Linked DNA regions of Homo sapiens: region 1 is linked to region 2. A link is an interaction called in ENCODE POLR2A ChIA-PET data of the cell type or tissue named here. Cell type or tissue: PC-9. All regions are shown on one strand. Each heading gives the region's core, and the rest is flanking DNA. Links, peaks and the distances in the headings are about the cores only.

Region 1 (11,551 bases), core at 4,699-7,198, 170 kb before region 2:
CCCTTACTGACTCCTGTGACGAGAAGTCCAGATACAGGCAGCCTTTAGGGCTGTTTGACTTAAGGCTTAATACTGGTGTCTAAAAGGCCTAGAAACAGGACAAATTTGTTTTTAAACAGCACGTTAAGCACATTTCAAATAATATGCTCTGTATGTCTTTCTTCAACTACTAGACACCGTTTCAGATGAATTAACCTCTAAATTTAAACCAGTGGGTCCGATTGTCAATCGGGGGGAAAAAAGAACCAAACAAAGCTCTAGGCTGTTTAGACAGTCTGCATTGTATTGATTGTACTCCCCCTGGGAGTTTCTGATGGTCGGGTGTGTGGTGTGAGAGGCAGGGGGCGCTGGGGCACCACCGAGCTTGGGTCTGAGCTGCTGAAGGGTGGGTCTGTTTGGCTGCAGTGCCTGGCCAGGGTGGAGTTCCAGGGAGATGCCCCAAGATGCCAACGCCTGCTGGCAGATTAATCACTGATACTCCCCTGGGAGAAAAACATTTTGAGTTGCCCTGCTGCTTATTATGGGATATGACGTATTGGCCGGAGAGCAGGAGGCTGACCTAGGACAGGAATTTTTTTTTTTTTTTGAGATAGAGTCTCGCTGTGTTTCCCAGGCTGGAGTGCAGTGGCGTGATCTCGGCTCACTGCAAGCTCTGCCTTCCGGGTTCACGCCATTCTCCTGCCTCAGCCTTCCAAGTAGCTCGGACTACAGGCGCCCACCACCATGCCCGGCTAATTTTTTGTATTTTTAGTAGAGAGGTTTGACCGTGTTAGCCAGGATGGTCTTGATCTCCTGACCTCGTGATCCGCCTACCTCGGCCTCCTAAAGTACTGGGATTACAGGCGTGAGCCACCGTGCCCAGCCTTTTTTGTGTTTTTTTTTTATTATTATTTATTTATTTTAGACGGAATTTTGCTCTGTCGCCCAGGCTGGAGTGCAGTGGTGCAATCTCAGCTCACTGCAACCTCTGCTGCCTGGGTTCAAGCGATTCTCCTGCCTCAGCCTCCCAAGTAGCTGGGAATACAGGCACGCGCTACCATACCCAGATAATTTTTTGTATTTTTAGTAGAGATGGGGTTTCGCCATGTTGGCCAGGCTGGTCTTGAACTCTTGACCTCAGATGATTTGCCCGCCTTGGCCTCCCAAAGTGCTGGGATTACAGGTGTGCACCACCACACCCAGCCTGGACAGGCATTTATTATGGATATTACCCTTGGAAAGTTTAGGGCATGGTGACTTTTGTTCCTTCCAGATTAACACAATGCTTATTAAGTTTCCAAAAACTGACCTGACTGTCCCAGGATGCCACAACATGCCAGCTGAGGAGTGGCGTTTGTCTCCAGGATACCCGAAGGGGTATTGTGCACTGAACTGGTGGCCTCACATCCACTCCCCTGCCTCTGCAGGCAGTGGGTTAGTCCAGAACCCCCATGCGGGGTCTCCAAGAGGAACATCAGCAGAGCTGAAGGCAAAAATCTGAAGAGATGCAGAGGATGTGGGTCCTCCCAGAGATGGAGGGGGCCACAGGGTTTTATCTGGGAGCCCCGGGACAGGAGTCCCAAGTTTCTTCGTGCATAACTTGATTCACAGGCCACTGTCTGAATTTATTAGGACTCATTCAGTTTCTACAGTAGAAACTGATTTAAAGTGATTTAAGCAGAAATGGGAATTTGTTGGCTCAGGGTAATGCTAGCTGCTCTAATAAACAAATACAAACAAAATCTGTGGGTTGCCACGCTCTCCGTTTATTTCTTGGCTAGCTAGCTGTTGAGGCGTTCTGATTCAGCAGGTGACTTCCCCCGTGTGATTCAGGGACCCAGGTCCCTTCCTTTTACAGTCCTGTCATCCCCTAGGGCAGAGATTCTTACTCCAGGGTCTGTGGACCACCAAGGAATCTGTGGATAGAATTCAGGCAAAGGGACCTGTGAACTCAATTGGGTAGAAATTTAGCACTGTCATTTTGAGCGTAGGTAACAGATCCCAATGGAATGAGCGATCCCCATGACCATCACCAGTAGAAGCCCCAGCCGGATACTGTTGTACCCTATCACAGCTGTGGGGAGATCTCCCCACCCCCAGTTCCTTTTTTGAGATGAAATTCACATGATATAAAATGAACCATTTTAAAGTATACAATTCGGTACTACTTAGTACACTCACAATGGCGTGCAACCACTGCCTCTCTCTAGCTCTAAAACATTTTCATAACCCTAAAAAAGTGTTGGGGTATCCTGAAATATGGGCCAGGTGCGGTGGCTCACGCCTGAAATCCCAGCACTTTGGGAGGCCGAGGCGGGCGGATCACCTGAGGTCAGGAGATCGAGACCATCCTGGCCAACATGGGGAAACCCTCTCTCTACCAAAAATACAAAAATTAGCTGGGTGTGGTGGCAGATGCCTGTAATCCCAGCTACTCTGGAGGCTGAGGCAGGAGGTTGAACCCATGAGGCGGAGATTGCAGTGAGCCAAGATCATGCCACTGCACTGCCTGGCAACAGCGGGAGACTCCATCTCAAAAAAAAAATCATTTTCAGTCATTTGCTACTTAAATGTGAGAGATATTAGATCTACCAAAAGATTTTATTATTTAATATGCTATTATATGCACAAATATTGTTATAATACTTGAAATAGTTTTGTAACTATTTCAATATAACTAGTTCCCTTTGCCATCCTGTGTATTTTACTTTGTGTTTTTAAAATCATTATTCTGAGTGGAGGTCCGTGGGCTTCATCAGACTTCCAGGAGGGGTCACGGCATAAAAAAAAAACCTGGGGAACCCCTGCCCTAGGCTTCAGAGCCCTCTGTATCCAGCTGGTAAAGAGGGAAGAGAGAATAAGAAAGCTCAAGCGCGGCCGGGCGCGGTGGCTCACGCCTGTCATCCCAGCACTTTGGGAGGCCGAGGCGGGCAGATCACCTGAGGTTGGCAGTTCAAGACCAGCCTGGCCAACATGGCGAAACCCCGTCTCTACTAAAAATATAAAAATTAGCCAAGCATGGTCGGGCGTGGTGGCTCATGCTTGTCATCCCAGCACTTTGGGGGGCCGAGGCGGGCAGATCATGAGGTCAGGAGATCAAGACCATCTTGGCTAACACAGTGAAACTCCATCTCAACTAAATATACAAAAAAATTAGCTGGGCATGGTGGCGGGTGCCTGTAGTCCCAGTTACTAGGGAGGCTGAGGCAGGAGAATGGCGTGAACCCGGAAGGTGGAGGTTGCAGTGAGCCAAGATCGCGCCATTACCCTCCAGCCTGGGCGATAGGGTGAGACCACATCTCAAAAAAAAAAAAAAAGAAAAGAAAGCCGAAGTGCTTCCTAACCAGCTCAGCCCAAAGTCACCCACATCACTTCATCTCCTGGCCCATTCGCAAGAACCAGTCATACCTTCCCACCAAAAGCAAAGATTTGGGAAGATTTCCACAAGCCTGGAAATCACTTGCTCAATTCTGTCTGAGCACCTGCTTCCGGCAATAAATCTGTACAGTGGAAGAGAGGGCATGAATTTTGTTGAACAGACAAACGTTTCTGACACAGTCCAAATATCTGATGGCCAGATATCCACATTCACACTTCTTCCAATGAGTAGAACCTAGTCTTCCCATACCCAAGGGAGGCCGCACCTATTGCCGCCTCCTCCTGAGCCTGTCTTCCATCCTGCTGCCTGGAGCAGGGAGTTTGCATCTGGGACCATGAGAATGAGGGCCATGAGGTCAGAGTAAGAATGGGAGCTGCAGGAAGGCTGGTGGGGTCCCGAGCATCTTGTGGAGCAGAGACGGCACAGTACTGTAGGCTGCTGCCACCAGAATCGAGTGGTGCATGTGTGGCAGAAGACAAGGCTGATGCTCTGCCATGCAGAGACTGAGAGCTTGCTGGCCAAAAGTGGACTGAGGGTGTTGGCTTCCAAACCAAGCGGAGTATTTCAAAAATGGCCTCAGATTCGTTAAATTGTGAAACTGGATGACAAGCAGAACACAAAAGCAACCAAGTAAAGGACTCGAGTCTTAACGTTTAAGAGCTGTGTCCAGACAAGATCTTTGGCAATGAGTGCTTTCTTTTTTTTTGTTGAGTCAGAGTTTTGTTCTTGTTACCCAGGCTGGAGTGCAATGGTGCGATCTTGGCTCACCGCAACCTCCACCTCCCGGGTTCAAGCGATTCTCCTGCCTCAGCCTCCCGAGTAGCTGGTATTACAGGCATGCGCCACCACCCTGGCTAATTTTGTATTTTTAGTAGAGACAGAGTTTCTCCATGTTGGTTAGGCTCGTCTCGAACTCCCGACCTCAGGTGATTCACCCGCCTCAGCCTCCCAAAGTGCTGGGATTACAGCCGTGAGCCACTGCGCTCGGCCTTGTTTTTCTTTTTTTTGTATAGATGGGGTTTCACTATGTTGCCCAGGCTAGTCTTGAACTCCCGAGCTCAAGCGATCCACCAGCCTCAGCCTCCCAAAGTGCTGGGATTACAGGCATGAACCACTGCACTTGGCCACTGTAATACAATCTCGAACCCAGAAAGTGGACATTGGTTCAAGCCATAGAGTTTATTCAGATTTTACCAGTTACACATGCACTCATTTATGTGTGTGTGGGAGAGGGGCTCTCTGTGCAACTTTGTTACATGTAGCTTCAGGTGTCCACCACCATAATCAAGATACTTCCCTGGGGCCGGGCGCGGTGGCTCATGCCTGTAATCCTAGCACTTTGGAAGGCTGAGGCGGGCGGATCATGAGGTCAGGAGATCGAGACCATCGTGGCTAACACGGTGCAACCCCATCTCTACTAAAAATACAAATTTGGTGGAGGCCAAAGTTTTTGTATTTGTAAAAATACAAAAAAAAAAAAATTAGCCAGACGTGGTGGCGGGTGCCTGTAGTCCCAGCTACTCTGGAGGCTGAGGCAGGAGAATGACGTGAACCCAGGAGGCAGAGCTTGCAGTGAGCCGAGATTGCACCACTGCACTCCAGCCTGGGCGACAGAGCGAGACTCTGTCTCAAAAAAAAAAAAAAAAGATGCTTCCCTGGGCCAGGCACAGTGGCTCACACCTGTAATTCCAACACTTTGGAGGCTGAGACAGAAGGATCGCTTGAGCCTAGGAGTTGAAGACCAACCTGGGCAACACAGTGAGACCCTATCTCTACAAAAAATTAAAAATACTAGCTGAGCATGGTGGCACACACCTGTATTCCCAGTTACTCAGGAGGCTGAGGTGGGAGGATCACTTGAGCCCATGAGGTTGAGGCTTCAGTGAGTGACCCATGATCACACCACTGCACTATAGCCTGGGTGACAGAGCCAGACCCTGCCTCAAAAAGAAAAAAAAAGATACTGTGCCATCACCCCAAGATCTATAGCCACACTCACCCCTCCCTCGCCTATCCCTAGCTCTGGTTAATTGCTCTTTAAATTTCTTTCATTTATTTTTTTCATTAAAATTTATTTATTTCTTTACATAACAACTGTTTCGTTTTGTTTGAGACAGGGTCTCGCGCTGTTGTGTTGGCTGGAATGCAGTGGTGCAGTTATGGCTCACTGCAGCCTCCACCTCCCAGGCTCCAGTGATCCTCCCACCTCAGCCTCCTAAGTAGCTGGGACTGCAGGTGTGCACCACCACGTCCAGCTAATTTATTTTTATATTTATATTTTTAATTTTTTTTAGACAGAGTCTCGCTCTGTCACCCAGTCTGCAGTGCAGTGGTGCAGTCTTGGCCCACTGCAACCTCTGCCTCCAGGGTTCAAGCAATTCTCCTGCCTCAGCCTCCGGAGTAGCTGGGACTACAGGCACGTGCCACCATGCCCGGCTAATGTTTGTATTTTTAGTAGAGAAGGGGTTTCACCATATTGATCAGGCTGGTCTTGAACTCCTGACCTCATCATCCACCCGCCTCGGCTTCCCAAAGTGCTGGGATTACAGGGGTTAGCCACTGCACCCGGCCTATTTTTATTTTTTGTAGAGATGGAGTCTTGCTATGTTGCCCAGGCTGGTCCCAAACTCCTGGGCTCAAGCAAAGATTTGGGGCAAGGTGGTGCACACCTGTATGTAACCCTGCTACTGAGGAGCTAAGGCAAGATGATTGCCCTAGCCCAGGAGTTCAAGGCCAGCCTGAGCAACATAGGGAGACCTCGTCTCAAAAAAAAAAAAAAAAAAAAAAAAAAAAAAAAAATTGAAAGACTAAACACTTAACATAGTAAAGATGTAAATTCTCTCCAAAATTGATCTATAGGTTTACCAAAATTTCTATTAAAACCTCAGCAAGATTTTCTGAACACATAAAAGCTTATTCCAAAATTTCTGTGGGAAAGGAAAGGCTCTAGAATAGCCAAACAATATTTAAAAAGAATAAAGTGGGAGTAATCACTCTTGCAGATGCCAAGTCTTTACTATTAGCTACAGTAATTAAAACAGTGTGGTACTGGAAAAGAGATGAGTCACATTGATCAGTGAGACAGACAGAGAACCCAGAAATAGATTTATACAAATATACCCAATTAATTTTTTGTTATTGAGACAGGGTCTTGCTCTGTCGCCCAGGCTGGAGTGCAGTGGCGCGGTCTTGGCTCACTACAACCTCGACCTTCTGGACTCAAGCGATCCTCCCACCTCAGCCTCCCTTTCACAGCCCCAGTAGCTGGGACTACCAGCACGTGCCACCATGCCCAGCTAATTTGTATTTTTAGTAGGGATGGAGTTTCGCCAAGTAGGCCAGGCTGGTCTCAAACTCCTGGCCTCAAGCAATTGTCTTGCTTCAGCCTCCCAAAGTGCTCGGATTACAGGCGTAACCCACCTTGCCCGGCCTACTAAATTAATTTTTGATGAAAGAAGAAAGTAATTCAATGGAGAAAGGGGCCACCTTCTCAATAAATGGTGCTGGAGCAATTATACATTCATCTTGCAAAAATCCCACAAAAAAGATCCTGAACTAATCTTCCCATCTTCTACAATTTTTTTTTTTGAGATGGAGTCCCGCTCCGTTGCTCAGGCTGGAGTGCAGTGGCGCGATCTCAGCTCACTGCAAGCTCCGCCTCCCAGTTTCACGCCATTCTCCTGCCTCAGCCTCCTGAGTAGCTGGGACTACAGGTGCCCACCATCACGCCCGGCTAATTTTTTGTGTTTTTAGTAGATGGGGTTTCACTGTGTTAGCCAGGATGGTCTCAATCTCCTGACCTCGTGATCCGCCTGCCTCAGCCTCCCAAAGTGCTGGGATCACAGACGTGAACCATTGCGCCCGGCCTACAATTTTTAACTTATAATGGACCTTGGACTTAAATGTAAAATTACAGGACATCTAGAAAAAAAATAGGAGAAAATCTTCAGGACCCAGTCTAGGCAGAGTTGTTAGACTTGACACCAGAAGCACCATCCATAAAAGGAAATGTCAATTAATTGGACTTCATCAGAATTAACTTTTGCTCAATGAAAGACTGTTAGGAGTATGAAAAGACAAATTATAGACTGGGAGTGGATATTTGCAAGTCACATATCTGACAAAGGCATTGTATCTAAAATATATAAAGGACTCTGTAATCCCAACACTCTGTGAAGCTGCCGTGGGTGGATCACCTGAGGTCAGGAGTTCAACACCAGCCTGGCCAACACGGCGAAACCCCATCTCTACTAAAAATACAAAAATTAGCCAGGTATAGTGGTGCGTGCCTATAATCCCAGCTACTCAGGAGGCTGAGGATGGAGAATTGCTTGAACCCGGGAGGCAGAGTTTGCAGAGAGCCAAGATCGTGCCACTGCACTACAGCCTGGGCAACAGAGCGAGACTCCATCTCAAATAAATAAATAAAATAAAATAAAGAAAGAACTGTCAGACCTCAGTATTAAAAACACCAACAATCTAATCTGAAAATATACAAAAGGTATGTATAGGAATTTCATCAAAGAGGGTATACAGATGGCAAATAAACACCTAAAAAAAGTTCAGCATCGGCTGGGCATGGTAGCTCACGCCTGTAATCCTAGCACTTTGGGAGGCCGAGGCGGGCAGATCACGAGGTCAAGAGATCGAGACCATCCTGGCCAACATAGTGAAACCCCATCTCTACTAAAAATACAAAAAAAAATTTTTTTTTTTGGTGGTGTGCGCCTGTAGTCCCAGCTACTAGGGAGGCTGAGGCAGGAGAATCGCTTGAACCTGGGAGACGGAGGTTGGTAACTCTGTCTCAAAAAGAAAAAAAAGAATAAAAAAAGTTCAGCATCATTAGTCAGTAGAAAAATACCAATTAAAACCACAATGAGCTATCACTATATACCTTTTAGAATGACCAAAATAAACAATAGTGATAACACCAAATGCTGGCAAGGATGCAAAGAAACAGTTTAACTCACACATTGCCAGTGAGAATGTAAAATGATACAGCCAATCTGGAAAACATTTTGGCAATTCCTTTCAAAACTAAAAATGGAGTTACCATACAACTCAGTAATTATATTCTTTGGCCTTTGTCACAGAGAAATGAAACCTTATTTTCGTGGAGAAAATTGTACATGAATGTTTATAGCAGTTTCATTCATAATATCCCTAAACTAGAAACTACTCAGATATCTTTCAACAGACAAATGCTTAAACAGACTGTCATGCGTCCAAACCGTGAAGCACTACTCAGCAGGTAAAAAGAAAGGAGCCATCAAGACACACAACAACGGGGATGAGTTGCATGAACATTACGTGAAGCACTACTCAGCAGGTAAAAGGAAAGGAGCCATCAAGACACACAACAACGGGGATGAATTGCAAGAACATTATGCTGAGCCACTCTCAAAAAGATACAAGCGGCCGGGCGCGGTGGCTCACGCCTGTAATCCCAGGACTCTGGGAGGCCAGAGCGGGTGGATCACAAGGTCGGGAGTTCGAGACCAGCGTGGCCAATGTGGTGAAACCCTGTCTCTACTAAAGATACAAAAAATTAGCCGGGCATAGTGGCACATGCCTGTAATCCCAGTTAGTCAGGAGGCTGAGGCAGGAGAATCGCTTGAACCCAGGAGGTGGAGGTTGCAGTGAGCCGAGATCGCACCACGGCACTTCCAGCCTGGGCGACTGGGTGAGAGTCCATCTCAAAAACAAACAACAACAGAAAAAAACAGCTGGGCATGGTGGCTCACATCTGTAATCCCAGCACTCTGGGATTCTTTCTTCAAAGAAATCCACACCAAGACACATCATAATTAAACTTCTGAAAACTATAATAATATAGTAATAACAATTAATAAAAATAATTTCTTTGTGCTCTCCCCAATTCTGGAATCTGTAGGTTTATGCCTTTTGCCAAGTATGAAAAATTTTCAGCCATGATTTCTTTGAATACCTTTTTTTTTTTTTTTTTTGAGATGGAGCCTCGCTCTATCACCAGGCTGGAGTGCAGTGGCACGATCTCGGCTCACTGCAACCTCCACCTCCTGGTTCAAGCAATTCTCCTGCCTCAGCCTCCTGAGTAGCTGGAATTACAGGTGCACCCTACCACGCTCAGCTAATTTTTGTATCTTTAGTAGAGACGAGGTTTCACAATGTTGGCCAGGCTGGTCTCGAATTTCTGACTTTGTGATCCACCTGCCTTGGCCTCCCAAAGTGCTGGGATTACAGGCCTGAGCCACTGCGCAAGGCCGGTTTTTTTTTGTTTGTTTGTTCGTTTTTTTGTTTGTTTGTGTTTGTTTGTTTTTGAGACAGGGTCTGGCTCTGTCGCCCAGGCTGGAATGCAGTAGCGTGATCTTGGCTCACTGCAACCTTTGCCTCCCAGGCTCAAGGGATTCTCCCACCTCAGCCTCCGAAGTAGCTGGGACTACAGGCGCATGCCACTATGCCCGGCTCGTTTTTGTATTTTTTGTAGAGATGGGGTTTTTGCTATGTTACCCAAGCTGGTCTCAAATTCCTGGGCTCACGTGATCTGCCCACCTTGGCCTCCTAAAGCGCTGGGAGTACAGGCCTGAGCCACTGTGCTGGCTCTGGGATCCTCAATCCTATTTCAGGCTTCTGTTTCAGCAGGCAGCTGCCCAGGTTAGCATGTAGGTTCTGTCTACTTGTGGGCTTCAGTTCTGAAGGCAGTTTAGTTTTCTGAGCCCTCGCGATGTTAGTCTCCTGTGCTTTGTTTTTCTGGTGCCACCGGGGCACCCTTTCAGTCCCTGCTGGTGGGAGCAGGAGCACATCCCGGGTTGGCCCGGTGTTGCTAGATGACTTGCATGGGAAAAAGGGGCAGACGCCACTGGGTAGGGGGCAGGGAGACATGAGGCTTTGCAGATGCTGCCCCTGCAGAGCCCACCAGTGCTTTGGTGGTAGAGCAGGGTGAGGGACTCTCCCAGGCTTTGCTGCTGCTGAGGGCAGATGGCACCGTGCCAGGGTCCTGCGTGTGGAGTGAGAGCTGGGGTGACCAGGACGGCCGCTTTGCCGATCCCAACAGATTGTAGGACCCAAGGTGTGGGGCAGGGGCTGGGTCTTGAGGTTTTAATCCTGTTTCTCAGCTTTCCCCTCTTCTGGATTAGTTTACATTGTCGGAACTCTAAGTCAGTTATGGCTCAAATATCTACTTTTCATCTTCCAAACTTTCTTGTCCTTTCCCCCTCTCTGTTCTCCCTAGTTTCCTTTTGTGCGTTTCTTTGCCCATCCCCACTCCTTTACTATAGTTTTTGTGGCGTTTTGGGGATGAGAGGCTGTAGAGAATATGCCATACTAAACAGAATTCTTTCTTACAGTTTTTAATTTCCTGTATATCTGTGGTTATATCTCTTTCCTCATTCCTGACATTGTCTGTATCTGTTGCTTATTTTTCCCCCTTAAAGTTAGACTTGTCAGAGTTTTGTCTATGTTACTATATCCTTTTAATTAGCTTTAAACAATTCTTATCTCTTAAATTTTTTTTTTTAGTGGAGACGAGGTCTCACTATGTTGGCCAGGTTGGTCCTGAACTCCTGGCCTCAAGTAATCCTCCCTCCTCAGCCTCCCAAAGTGCAAGGATTACAGGTGTATGCCACCGTGCCCAGCCAGAGCTCTCTTTAACATAAGTATTTTGCTGGTGTATTTTATTGGCATTTTAGAAAGTACTCATTTATGGATGCTACTTTTGTATTTCTTTCTTTCTTTTCTTTTTTCTTTCTGTTTTTTTTTTTCAGGGTCTCACACCCAGGCTGGAGTACAGTGGCTGCAATCATGGCTCACTGTAGCCTGGACCTCCCAGGCTCAAGTGACCCTCCTACCTCAGCCTCCTGAGTAACTGGGACGATAGGTGTGCGCCACCACACCCAGCTAAGTTTTAAGTTTATTTATTTTTTATTTTGAGACAGAGTCTCACTCTGTCACCCAAGCTGGAATGCAGTAGCACAATCTCAGCTCGCTGCAAACTCTGCCTCCCGGGTCCAAACAGCTTCCCAAGTAGCTGGGATTACAGGCGCCCGCTGCCATGCCTGGCTAATTTTGTATTTTTAGTAGAAACAGGGTTTCGCCATGTTGGCCAGGCTGGTCTCGAACCCCTGACCTCAGGTGATCTGCCTGCCTTGGCCTCCCAAAGTGCTAGGATTACAGCGTGAGCCACCCGCCCAGCCTACTGTTCTATTTCATTAATTT
Region 2 (11,551 bases), core at 3,246-5,745:
CCTGTGATCATCCCGCTGCTCAAGGCCCTCCAATGGTTTCCTACTGTTCTTAGAATAAAATCCAAACTCCCTGCCACAGCCCACAAACCCCACACCCCAGTGGGGCCAAAGCCTGGCCCCACCACACTCAACCCTCTGTCCCACTGTGCCCCGCCACAGCCCCTGCATTCGCTGTTCTTCTCATAGGACTGGTTCCTTTTCATTGCCTCCAGCTCCCTTGAAATGTCACCCCCTCAGAGACTCCTTCTCTGCTCCTGTGTCTGCCATGGTCCCTCCCCAGCCCCTCCCCTATGGTGGCCACCCCTCATTCCCCTCACTTGCTTCATTTGCTCGTCGCACAAGTGCCAGGTCATGGGAGACAGGCCGGGAGCATGGGCGATGTTGGTGTCATGAGTGTGCGTATCCTAGAGAACACGGCCTGCCCTGCCTGTGGGTACCTCCAGAGCATCAGGTGCAGGGGCTTGAACACCCTGCAGCCCCATTGTCCCATCAGCACCATCCAATCCCACTCAAATCAGAGCCCTGGAAATGCCTGTGTGGCTGGAAAGGTTTTTTTTTTTTTTTTTTTGAGACGGAGTCTTGCTCTGTCGCCCAGGCTGGAGTGCTGTGGCGCGATCTCGGCTCACTGCAAGCTCCGCCTCCCGGGTTCACGCCATTCTCCTGCCTCAGCCTCCCAAGTAGCTGGGACTACAGGCGCCCGCCACTACGCCCGGCTAATTTTTTGTATTTTTAGTAGAGACGGGGTTTCACTGTTTTAGCCGGGATGGTCTCGATCTCCTGACTTCGTGATCCGCCCGCCTCGGCCTCCCAAAGTGCTGGGATTACAGGCGTGAGCCACTGCGCCCGGCCTGGAAAGGTTTTTATTACGGAAACCAGGAGGGTATTTATTAGAAGGAAAATTGCCTGTTTCTTTGGGCCTGCTTAGCTGTACTTTCCTAGCTGGATGGCTTTTTGGGAGTGAAGCACTTTACTTTCTTTTGGCCTTGCTAAGGGAGCATGGCCCAGAGGGATCAGCCAGGCCATTTGTTACTTGCATGCCTTGGGCAAATCCCTCCCTTTCTCAAGCTGCAGGGTCCAATATGTAAATTGGAGATAGTCCTGGTTCCTGACCTGCTTCCCTCTGATGGTAGTGAGTGTCAGGCAGGGTAATCCCTGGGGATGCCTTTGGGAATCTGCAGTAAGCTTTACAGGAGTTACTATCGCTGCTGCATAATGAAAAGCAGTGAAATATAATGAAATTAAAACTGACCAGACGTTTATTTGACCAGGTAACTTCAGTGCGTTTATGCAGAAGGAGATCTTCGAACAGCCAGAATCAGTTTTCAATACTATGAGAGGTCGGGTGAATTTTGAAACCAACACAGGTAATTCCTACACTCGGTGGGGAGCCTCCGCCCGAGCCTAGTCTCAGGGAATGCGGTGACTGTGTAGACTCAGCATTAACGCCTTGTCGTGTGCCCTGCAGTGCTCCTGGGTGGCTTGAAGGACCACTTGAAGGAGATTCGACGATGCCGACGGCTCATCGTGATTGGCTGTGGAACCAGCTACCACGCTGCCGTGGCTGTAAGTGTGACACATGTGCGTGGGGAAGTCGACGGCAGTCTAGGACCAGACACTGGCCTTCAGTTTTATCACTCATGTGGCCTTCTGAATTTGGCTAAGCCCTTGTACCCATTCCCATGAGCTAGCGTGAGAAATGACACGGAGCCCTTTTATCTTCGAGGTGGCCTGTGGGTGACCGAAGTCCCCTCGCCACCTGGACAGTGAGGTTCCGTGTCACAAACTGTCCCTAGAAGCCCAGCTGCCCCATGTCCCTGTCGTGCCTGTGACTGACTTTAGTCTCCATGCTTGCTTGTTGGCTTCAGACGCGGCAAGTTTTGGAGGAACTGACTGAGCTTCCTGTGATGGTTGAACTTGCTAGTGATTTTCTGGACAGGAACACACCTGTGTTCAGGGATGACGTTTGCTTTTTCATCAGCCAGTCAGGTAAGGGACACAGGCATTGTGGCCAGCCTTGCATCAGGTCAGCTCTGGGCTCTCTCCTCTTCTCCTTCATTCAGTTAAGTCCTCTGCATGGCTACCCTGTGCTGCGAACCCTCTCTTGCAGCGGTCATTTAACCCGTAGAGCCATGGATTACTGTCGCCATTGTACGGGGAGGGCAAGAGATGTCTAAGGCCATGCAGTCAGGGGGTGACAGCTGGGATTGGGCTGGAAATCCACGCACGTTAGTCTTTCCCCTGCCCCGTGGCTTCTCCCTCTTCTTGCCTATCCAAGACTTCAAGGACCACTTACCGAAGTGCTCATAAATGTTTGCTGATTTATGTTAATAGAAAAAGCATCTCCTTTAACATTTTGTTAGGTTGAGAGTCACGTGGAGGACCCAGTATGGGCTCTGTGCCCAAGTGTCCAAGCCGAGCTGCCTGTGGCATGCAGTGCCCATGCTGCCCAGCAGGGGGAGGTGTGGGGGAGACAGTGCTCCCTTTTAGGGCCAAGGAAGGTCTCCCAAGCTACATGCACCCCATCTGGTGCCATCCCAACACTGGGCTTGACATTTGCTCCAGCTGTCTCAGGGAGGTGATCCAGGGCCATAGGCTTGGAGTCTCCTTGAGCTCGTGGAAGATTTTTGAAATGTTTTAATTACGGATAATTCCAAGCCTTTATAAAAGTAGAATTTTCATATAATGAATATCCTAGCCTTATCCAGCCCATCTTGTGCCGGTCGGACACACTCATATTAACCCCTCGTCTCCATGGGGTTACTTTGAAGCCAATCCCGGGCATCATGATATTCATCCATATAAATACTTCAGGCTGCATGATTAAAATGACAAAAGAAAAACATATAACCGGCCGGGCGCGGTGGCTCACGCCTGTAATCCCAGCACTTTGGGAGGCTGAGGTGGGCGGATCACGAGGTCAGGAGATTGAGGCCATCCTGGCTCACACAGTGAAACCCCGTCTCTACTAAAAATATAAAACAATTAGCCGGGCGTGGTGGCGGGCGCCTGTAGTCCCGGCTACTCAGGAGGCTGAGGCAGGAGAATGGCGTGAACCCGGGAGGCGGAGCTTGCAGTGAGCTGAGATCGCGCCACTGCACTCCAGCCTGGGCGACAGAGCGAGACTCCGTCTCAAAAAAAAAAAAAAGAAAAAGAAAAACGTATGACCACGGTGTTACTACCACAACTAAAATACTGATTGTAATGCCCTATCATCTATTAGGACTTTTAGTACTCCTGCCATTTTCCATTTTAAATACCATTTCCATTTTGTTGACAAGTGAAGAAAAACCAGTACAGATACACCGACCATCCGGCCCACCACCTTATGACGCAGGAGCTGCTGCCGTGTTCACCTTTGGGTTTCTGATCCCACCAGAGCCTCAGACTATTTTATAAATTGGTGGGAGACATTAACAAAAGAACAGAGGTGGAGCTAATATGAAAATAATGCAGTGGCAGCTTCCGAATCTCTGTGTGTATAGAAGTCAGCCCTTTAATGAGATTGAAAAAACACTATCGAACCCTAGGGCGCGGGTGACAGAAGTTAGAACCCCCTTTCCCGCACCCTCACCGCAGTACCCCGTGACACTCCAGTGCCATAACCCAGGGCTCTGAAGAAAGAAAAGCAGAGGAGAATTGGGCCACCTAGCACCGGGCGGCACCTGCCTGCCCTGCAAAGCTGGGACAGACACAGCCAAGAGCAGTGGCCCTGCAAACAGAACAGCCTCCCGACTCATGAGGATTTCAACAGTTTTGATTTTATAGTCTGGCTTATGCTGAATTTAATTTGAGTGCTTTAGGACTCACAAACATAGGGAGCTTGTGCTGGTTTATGCATGAAGCTGTTTAGCTTTATTCTAAAAACAATTTGAGTCCACACTGAGAGGCTTGCAAGAAGTGTCCTTTCAAACAGGATCTAGCTGAGAAACACCACTTGGGGACATTCCTGCTTGTCAGATGTTAAATCTGTTCCATCTCAGCACGTTCTGAATAAGGCAGCTTATTCAGTTGCAGAGAGGGCGCTGGGAGCCAAGCCCACCTGTCACCAGCTGTATGGCTTTGATCAGAGCACCGGTTTCCTCCTGTCTCTGAGCCCTCATCCTCAAGAGGAAAATGGGGACGATGGTCCTCACGGGGTTGTCACGAGATTTAAATGAAAAGATGCTTGCCACAAATAGTAACACACCTTGAATGTAAGAATCAACCGAAAAGGCTGTTGAGCGAGCGTTTTCCTTTCTGAACACCCGCTGGCTGTGTCTCGGGCGCCGATTTCCCTGTAAGAGCCGGCGGTGAAGGAGGAAGGGGTTTGGGGTGGGGCCGAGGCTGGCGGAGCGCGGCACTGAGAGGGCCCCTGGGCGGCAGGCGAGACCGCGGACACCCTCCTGGCGCTGCGCTACTGTAAGGACCGCGGCGCTCTCACCGTGGGCGTCACCAACACCGTGGGCAGCTCCATCTCTCGCGAGACCGACTGCGGCGTCCACATCAACGCAGGGCCGGAGATCGGCGTGGCCAGCACCAAGGTAGGAGGAGCCACGGGCGCCCGTCCCAGGGAGAGCCTGGCGGAGGCAGGTGCACCAGAGGCCGCCCTCCTCCGGCCTGCTCTGCCCGCGCCACCGCCTTTCTTTCCCCTTCCCGCCTCACCCCTTCTCTCCGCTCCTTTCCTTTCCCCTCCCCTCTTGGATTCCCGTATCTTCATTTTTTTTATTTTTATTTTTATTTTATTTATTTATTTTTTTTGAGACGGAGTCTCACTCTGTCGCCCAGGCTGGAGTGCAGGGGCGCGATCTCGGCTCACTGCAAGCTCCGCCTCCCGGGTTCACGCCATTCTCCTGCCTCAGCCTCCCGAGTAGCTGGGACTACAGGCACCCGCCCCACACCCGGCTCATTTTTTGTATTTTTAGTAGAGACGGGGTTTCACCGTGTTAGCCGGGATGGTCTCGATCTCCTGACCTCGTGATCCGCCCGCCTCGGCCTCCCAAAGTGCTGGGATTACAGGCGTGAGCCCCCGTGCCCGGCCCCCATATCTTCATTTAGTCTCATTTTATTCCCATGCCACGTTCCTGTGTTTCGTCCATGTTGTCCTGTGGCTCTTTGAGCACCTTGGAGATGCTTATTTTAAAGTCCTTTAGGGCTGGCACGGGGCTCCCCCCTGGAATCCCAGCACTGTGGGAGGCTGAGGCGGGAGCATCCCTTGAACCCAGGAGTTCCAGACCGCCCCGGGCAACCCCGTCCCTTCAAAAATAAAACTTAGGCCAGGTGCGGAGACTCAGGCCTGTAATCCCAGCACTTTGGGAGGCCGAGGCAGGGGGATCACCTGAGGTCAGGGGTTTGAGACCATCCTGGCTAACACGGTGAAACCCCGTCTCTACTAAAAACACAAAAATTAGTCGGGTGTGGTGGCGGGTGCCTGTAATCCCAGCTACTCGGGAGGCTGAGGCAGGAGAATCGCTTGAACCTGGTAGGTGGAGGTTGCAGTGAGCCGAGATCGAGCCACTGCACTCCAGCCTGGGTGACACAGCAAGACTTTGTCTCAAAAACAAAATAGAAATAAATAAATAGATAAATAAAACCTAAAAATTAACTGGGCAGGGTGGTGGCACCTGTAGTCCCAGTTACTCGGGAGGCTGAGGTGGGAGAATCACTTGAGGAGGTTGAGGCTGCAGTGAGCCGTGATCTCGCCACTGCACTCAGGCGTGAGCAACAGAGTAGACCCTGTCTCAAAAATAAAAGTTGATTTAAAAAGTGAAAATAAGGTCCCTGCCACCTCCTTCTTTGTGCACAGGCTTATACCAGTCAGTTCATCTCTCTGGTGATGTTTGGTTTGATGATGTCTGAAGACCGAATTTCACTACAAAACAGGAGGCAAGAGATCATCCGTGGCTTGAGATCTTTACCTGGTATGTTCTAGAATTCAGCTTTCCATGTTTTCAGATCTAGTGGACTGTTGCTGGCCATTCTCTGTTGACTCTCACCTGTACAGGATGTTGTTCATTTCTTCTTCCTCCTAAAACTTCCTAGCTTCCCCAACTCCCTCCTGGAGGCCTTGCTGCCTCTGACCTCATCCTGCTCGGCCCCCACCTCCCCCTGCGCTGCCGCGCTGCCTCCCTGCCTCCCTGCCTCCCTGCCTCCCCGCCTCCCTGGTCCTCAGCCTCCCTGCCTCCCTGGTCCTCAGCCTCCCTGCCTCCCTGGTCCTCAGCCTCCCCGCCTCCCTGCCTCCCTGGTCCTCAGCCTCCCTGCCTCCCTGGTCCTCAGCCTCCCCGCCTCCCTGCCTCCCTGCCCCTCAGCCTCCCCACCTCCCCGCCTCCCTGCCTCCCTGCCCCTCAGCCTCCCCACCTCCCTGCCTCCCTGGTCCTCAGCCTCCCTGCCTCCCTGGTCCTCAGCAGTGCTCAGTGCTTTCTCACCGCAGGGCCTTCGCACTGGCTCTTTACTCTGCTGAACCATCTTCTTCCTGCTCTGCATACAGCCGACAGCTTCTCATCTCCCAAACCTCAGCTCAAATGTCACCTCCTGAGACCCTCCCTGGCCATGCTCACAGAGGCCCCGACGCCAGCACTCTGTGAAACATTAGCCTGTTTATTTTTTTCATAACACACCTCATGACCTGAAATTCCCTGTTCACCTGTTGACTGGCCTGTCTCCCCCAACTAACATGTCGGCTCCGTGAACACACAGCTCTGTCTGCCAGAGCTGCCACTGGACAGCTGGTGTCCAGCACAGGGCAGGCATACAGTAGGTGCTCAGTAAGTACTCGAGAAAGAGCAAATGGCCCCAGGTCCTTCCTATGCCAGGCGCTCCTTGGCAGCCCCACCACACTTTCCCCGTTTGCTGGGCAGCAGCAGTCGCAGCTGTCGTAGCTGGTGAGATACAATATCTGTTGCACTAAATCATGACCTCCTTGGGGACCGTGGCCTCCCCTTTCTTCATTCATCCACCACATATATTAAGAACCAGTGCCGTGCCCTGTCCCATGTGCTATCCCTGGCCTGCCAAGATAAGCAGCAGCTCACCTCCTTCAGTCACTCACATGCCAGAGTAGGAGAGAGACTTCTGTGCAGGCCTGAGAGGCGGAGATGAATCGAGCCTCGCCCCAGGCTGGCATGGAACGCTCACTGCGGACAGGACATCATGGGGCTTCTGGGGAGTGCCCTCCCAGAGACAGAGTGGACGCTGGAGCTTCCCTGGGAGCCAGGGCCAAACCCCAGAGCAGGCAGTTGGGGAAGGGCCATCATAGAGAATGGTCAATTCCAGGCCCTCGGGGCCTGACACTGGCCGAGACAGCTTGCTGAAAGTTTATTTCTGAGAAAAGCATTCTTCCTTTAAGCCAGGTCATAACCATGCAAAACAGGACCCAATTCTGACGTCTAAGTCAGTGGTTCTCCAGATGTGGTCCACAGGTCCTGGGTGTCTGCAAAGCCCTTTGAACAAAATTGTTCACATAGTAATACATTCTTTATACTAAAAATTTTTTTTTTTTTTTTTTTTTTTTTTTTTTTTGCCTGTGTCCACATTTGCAAAGGCAGTGGTGGCTGTGCCCGGCACCCAGCACACTAGAAGGCCTACTGGTCATTGTGTCCTTCACCAGCACACACCCAGTTTCCCTTAAGAATGGCCTTGATGGCCGGGCGCGGTGGCTCACGCCTGTAATCCCAGCACTTTGGGAGGCTGAAGTGGGCGGATCACCTGCGGTCAGGAGTTCGAGACCATCCTGGTCAACATGGTGAAACCCCATCTCTACTAAAAACACAAAAAGCAGCTGGATGTGGTGGCAGGTGCCTGTAATCCCAGCTACTCGGGAGGCTGAGGCAGGAAAATCACTTGAACCCAGGAGGCAGAGGTTGCAGTGAGCCAAGATTCTGCCACTGCACTCCAGCCTGGGCAACAGAGTGAGACTCCATCTCAAAAAACAAAAAAGAATGGCCTTGATGGTGAGGCGCAGTGGCTCACGCCTGTAATCTCAGTACTTTGGGAGGCCGAGGTGGGCAGATCGCCTGAGGTCAGGAGTTCGAGACCAGCCTGGCCAACATGGTGAAACCCCATCTCTACTAAAAATACAAAAATTAGCTGGGCGTGCTAGTGGGTGCCTGTAATCCCAGCTACTTGGGAGGCTGAGGCAGGAGAATTGCTTGAACCCAGGAGGCGGAGATTGCAGTGAGCCGAGATTGTGCCATTGTACTCCAGCCTGGGCGACAAGAGCGAGACTTCATCTCAAAAAGAAAAGGCTGGGCACGGTGGCTCATGCCTGTCATCCTAGCACTTTGGGAGGTCGAGGCAGGCAGATCATGAGGTCAGGAGATCGAGACCATCCTGGCTAACATGGTGAAACCCCGTCTCTACTAAAAATACAAAAAATTAGCCGGGCGTGGTGGTGGGCACCTGTAGTCCCAGCTACTCGGGGGGCTGAGGCAGAAGAATGGCGTGAACCTGGGAGGCAGAGTTTGCAGTGAGCCGAGATCGCACCACTGCACTCCAGCCTGGGTGACAGAGTGATACTCCATCTCAAAAAAAAAAAAGGAATGGCCTTGATGAGGTGGTAAAAATTATTAGTCTGTAAATTGCAACTCTTTGTAATATCCTTTATGATGAAATGGGGAGTACACGTAGCGCCTTTCTACTGGGGCCAGGCGTGGTGGCTCATGCCTGTAATCCCAGCACTTTGGGAGGCCAAGGCGAGCGGATCACCTGAGGTCAGGAGTTCGAGACCAGCCTGACCAACGCAGTGAAACCCCATCTCTACTAAAAATAGCTGGGTGTGGTGGTGTGCGCCTTTAATCCCAGCTACTTGGGAGGCTGAGTCAGGAGAATCACTTGAACCTGGGAAGCAGAGGTTGCAATGAGCTGAGATCACGCCGTTGCACTCCAGTCTGGGCAACAAGAGCAAAACTCCGTCTGGAAAAAGAGAAAAAGCCTTTCTGCTCTACACTGAAGTGTGATGCTTGTCTCAAGAGAAGCAGCCATCCCATTGAGTAGCAAGCTGATTTTGGTGTTTGTTAGACATTTTCTCAAAATGAAAAATCAGCTGACGCATCAGTAGAAGCAACCCATGGTATTTGTTGCCAATGATAAACTTTAAGCTCCCAGGCAAAACTTTTGAGTGTTAGAAAACACCTCTGTTACCATGAGCTTGACCAGTTCCTAACATTTAAAGACTTCTCTAGGGCCGGGCACGGTGGCTGATGCCTGTAATCCCAGCACTTTGGGAGGCCGAGGTGGGTGGATCATGAGGTCAGGAGTTCAAGACCAGCCTATCCAAGATGGTGAAACCCCATCTCTACTAAAAATATTTAAAAAATTTAGCTGGGTGCAGTGGCAGGCACCTGTAATCCCAGCTACTCAGGAGGCTGAGGCAGGAGAATCACTTGAACCCGGGTGGCCGAGGTTACAGTGAGCCGAGATCGTGCCACTGCACCCCAGGTTGGGTGACAGAGTGAGACTCTGTCTCAAAAAAAAAAAAAAGTCTTCTCTGATGAGATCAAGGTGACTTCAACAAGGTGATTTTTAAAGAACATTTTATAATAAAAGTGTCCATTTTAAGAAGATTTACATACCTTTGTGGCCAGTTCACGATGTCACAGAGTTATGCACTTGTAAATGATCCATTTAAAAGCACAAGACAGAAAAATAAATTTTAACCTAACAAAGTAGAAAAAGTTTATTGATAGGATTTCAGATTCTATATTGGCACCTACCCTTTCAAGAACCTACTGTTTCTCAAGTTTGATGTACTGTGGTGTCAAAGAACAATATTCACAATTATTTGTAAAATAATTTAAATACTCCTCGCTTTTCCAACTACAAATCTGTATTTGTAGGCTGAATTTTATTTTTATACTTCAACCAAAAGAGCTTATCACCACAGATTGAATGTGAAAGCAGATATTAGAGTCAACAGTCTTTTATTAAAAAGGCAGACACTAAAAAGATTTGCAAGAACAAAAAGCAGTGCCATTCTTCTCACTAATTCTTGTTGGAAATGAAGTAATGTAATAGATTTAGTGTTGTTATTTTAAAGTGAATATTTTTAAATTTCTCATTGTTAGTTTCTTTCTTTCTTTTTCTTCTTTTTTTTTTTTCGAGATGGAGTCTCGCTCTGTTGCCCAGGCTGGAGTGCCGTGGTGCCATCTCAGCTCACTGCAAGCTCCGCCTCCCAGGTTCACGCCACTCTCCTGCCTCAGCCTCCCGAGTAGCTGGGACTACAGGCGCCCGCCACCATGCCCGGCTAATTTTTTGTATTTTTAGTAGATACCAGGTCTCACCATGTTAGCCAGGATGGTCTCGATCTCCTGACCTCGTGATCCGCCTGCCCCAGCCTTCCAAAGTGCTGGGATTACAGGCGTGAGCCACCGCACCCAACCACGCCCGGCTAATTTTTTGTATTTTTAGTAGAGACGGGGTTTTACCATGTTAGCCAGGATGGTCTCGATCTCCTGACCTCATGATCCACCCGCCTCGGCCTCCCAAAGTGCGGCGATTACAGGCGTGAGCCACCACGCCTGGTCCTCAGTGTTATTTTCTAATCTGGTAAATGTTGACAGATTTAACTCAAAAACAAAGGCTCTTGGGGATGTGCAATAATTTGAGGGACTTGCAATAATTTTCAAGAGTGTAAAGGAGTCCTGAGACCAAAGGGTTTGAGAACCGGTGGTCCCACTTACAGGGGCCTTGTCTTGAGACACAGCAGGAAAGAGGGGTGTTAACTGGTGGTGTCAGCTCTGTCTCCAGTGGGTGATTTTTGCCTCTCTGAGCCTCAGTTGTCTTACCTGCAAAACGGAGTGAGAAATGGTACTTCCTACCTTGTTGGTGCTCAAGAAAGTGTTCACACAACACGAATCCCCATCCTAACAGAATCCTGGCCAGGAGCCCAAGTTATTTCCTGTAATCTACGTTTGAAACGAATGCGAGGAAGCAAAGTGTGCTAAGTGATGCGGTTTCAAAAGCTCCTCTTAAACCCCAGCATTTGTCTTCATGAATATTGCTTTAAAGTCGGCCTGACTGGTTTTCTCCCTCTGCTCCGTGCATGGCCCAGAGCTGATCAAGGAAGTGCTGTCTCTGGAGGAGAAGATCCACGACTTGGCCCTGGAGCTCTACACGCAGAGATCGCTGCTGGTGATGGGGCGGGGCTACAACTATGCCACCTGCCTGGAAGGAGCCCTGGTGAGCCCCCACCCCCAGCCCCCACCCCCACGGAGGACAGGCACAGGAGACCCTGAGGAGCCAGCGGGAAGGAGGGCAGGGCGTTGGGCTTGGGGAGGGCCGGGCCTAAGGACCCCTTGGCCAGTCCTGTGAGCCTGCGCTGAGCACCAGCTCTCCACCAGGTTTCTAGCCCTGGGCACACAGAGATGGGTGAGGCAGGTGCCTGCCCCCAGGGATCTCCCAATCTACTGAGGAGAAAGGGACAGGGCGCCTGGGGTGTGCCCCTCCGGCTGTCCAGGCACTGCCAGGGTCCACTTGGAACAGCTCACTCAGACCTCATGAGCTGCTTCTGAGAGGTTGGCGGTTGCTATTCACCCTCATTCAGGAGGAAACAAAGCCTCTGAAAGCTTAAGTATCTCAC

Evidence for each region. Peaks named below come from ENCODE experiments on the same cell type or tissue, not always from the same donor. Only the 100,000 strongest peaks of a DNase experiment are listed, where the experiment ranks them.
Region 1: POLR2A ChIA-PET joins it to region 2 with 9 read pairs; 3 of 35 experiments call an interaction of 5 or more read pairs at or near these places.

Annotation. Positions count from the first base shown.
Region 1 is chr5:180,473,459-180,485,009 of GRCh38, reverse strand. LOC102725231 (a long non-coding RNA gene) reads right to left here. Exons shown (of 4, transcript XR_941323.2): 4 at 1,726-1,895. Among named protein-coding and RNA genes, the nearest start is that of CNOT6, 15 kb to the left of the region's middle. RefSeq lists an enhancer at 9,654-10,185. In PC-9, for the core only: no CTCF peak of the experiment used is centred there; no DNase peak of the experiment used is centred there.
Region 2 is chr5:180,306,776-180,318,326 of GRCh38, reverse strand. GFPT2 (glutamine-fructose-6-phosphate transaminase 2) reads left to right here. Exons shown (of 19, transcript NM_005110.4): 11 at 1,269-1,364; 12 at 1,466-1,563; 13 at 1,866-1,986; 14 at 4,363-4,520; 15 at 5,783-5,897; 16 at 11,024-11,151. Among named protein-coding and RNA genes, the nearest start is that of MAPK9, 20 kb to the right of the region's middle. RefSeq lists enhancers at 4,284-4,578, 11,388-11,551. In PC-9, for the core only: no CTCF peak of the experiment used is centred there; a DNase peak (open chromatin) is centred at 4,466; H3K4me3 peaks cover 940 bases; H3K27ac peaks cover 321 bases.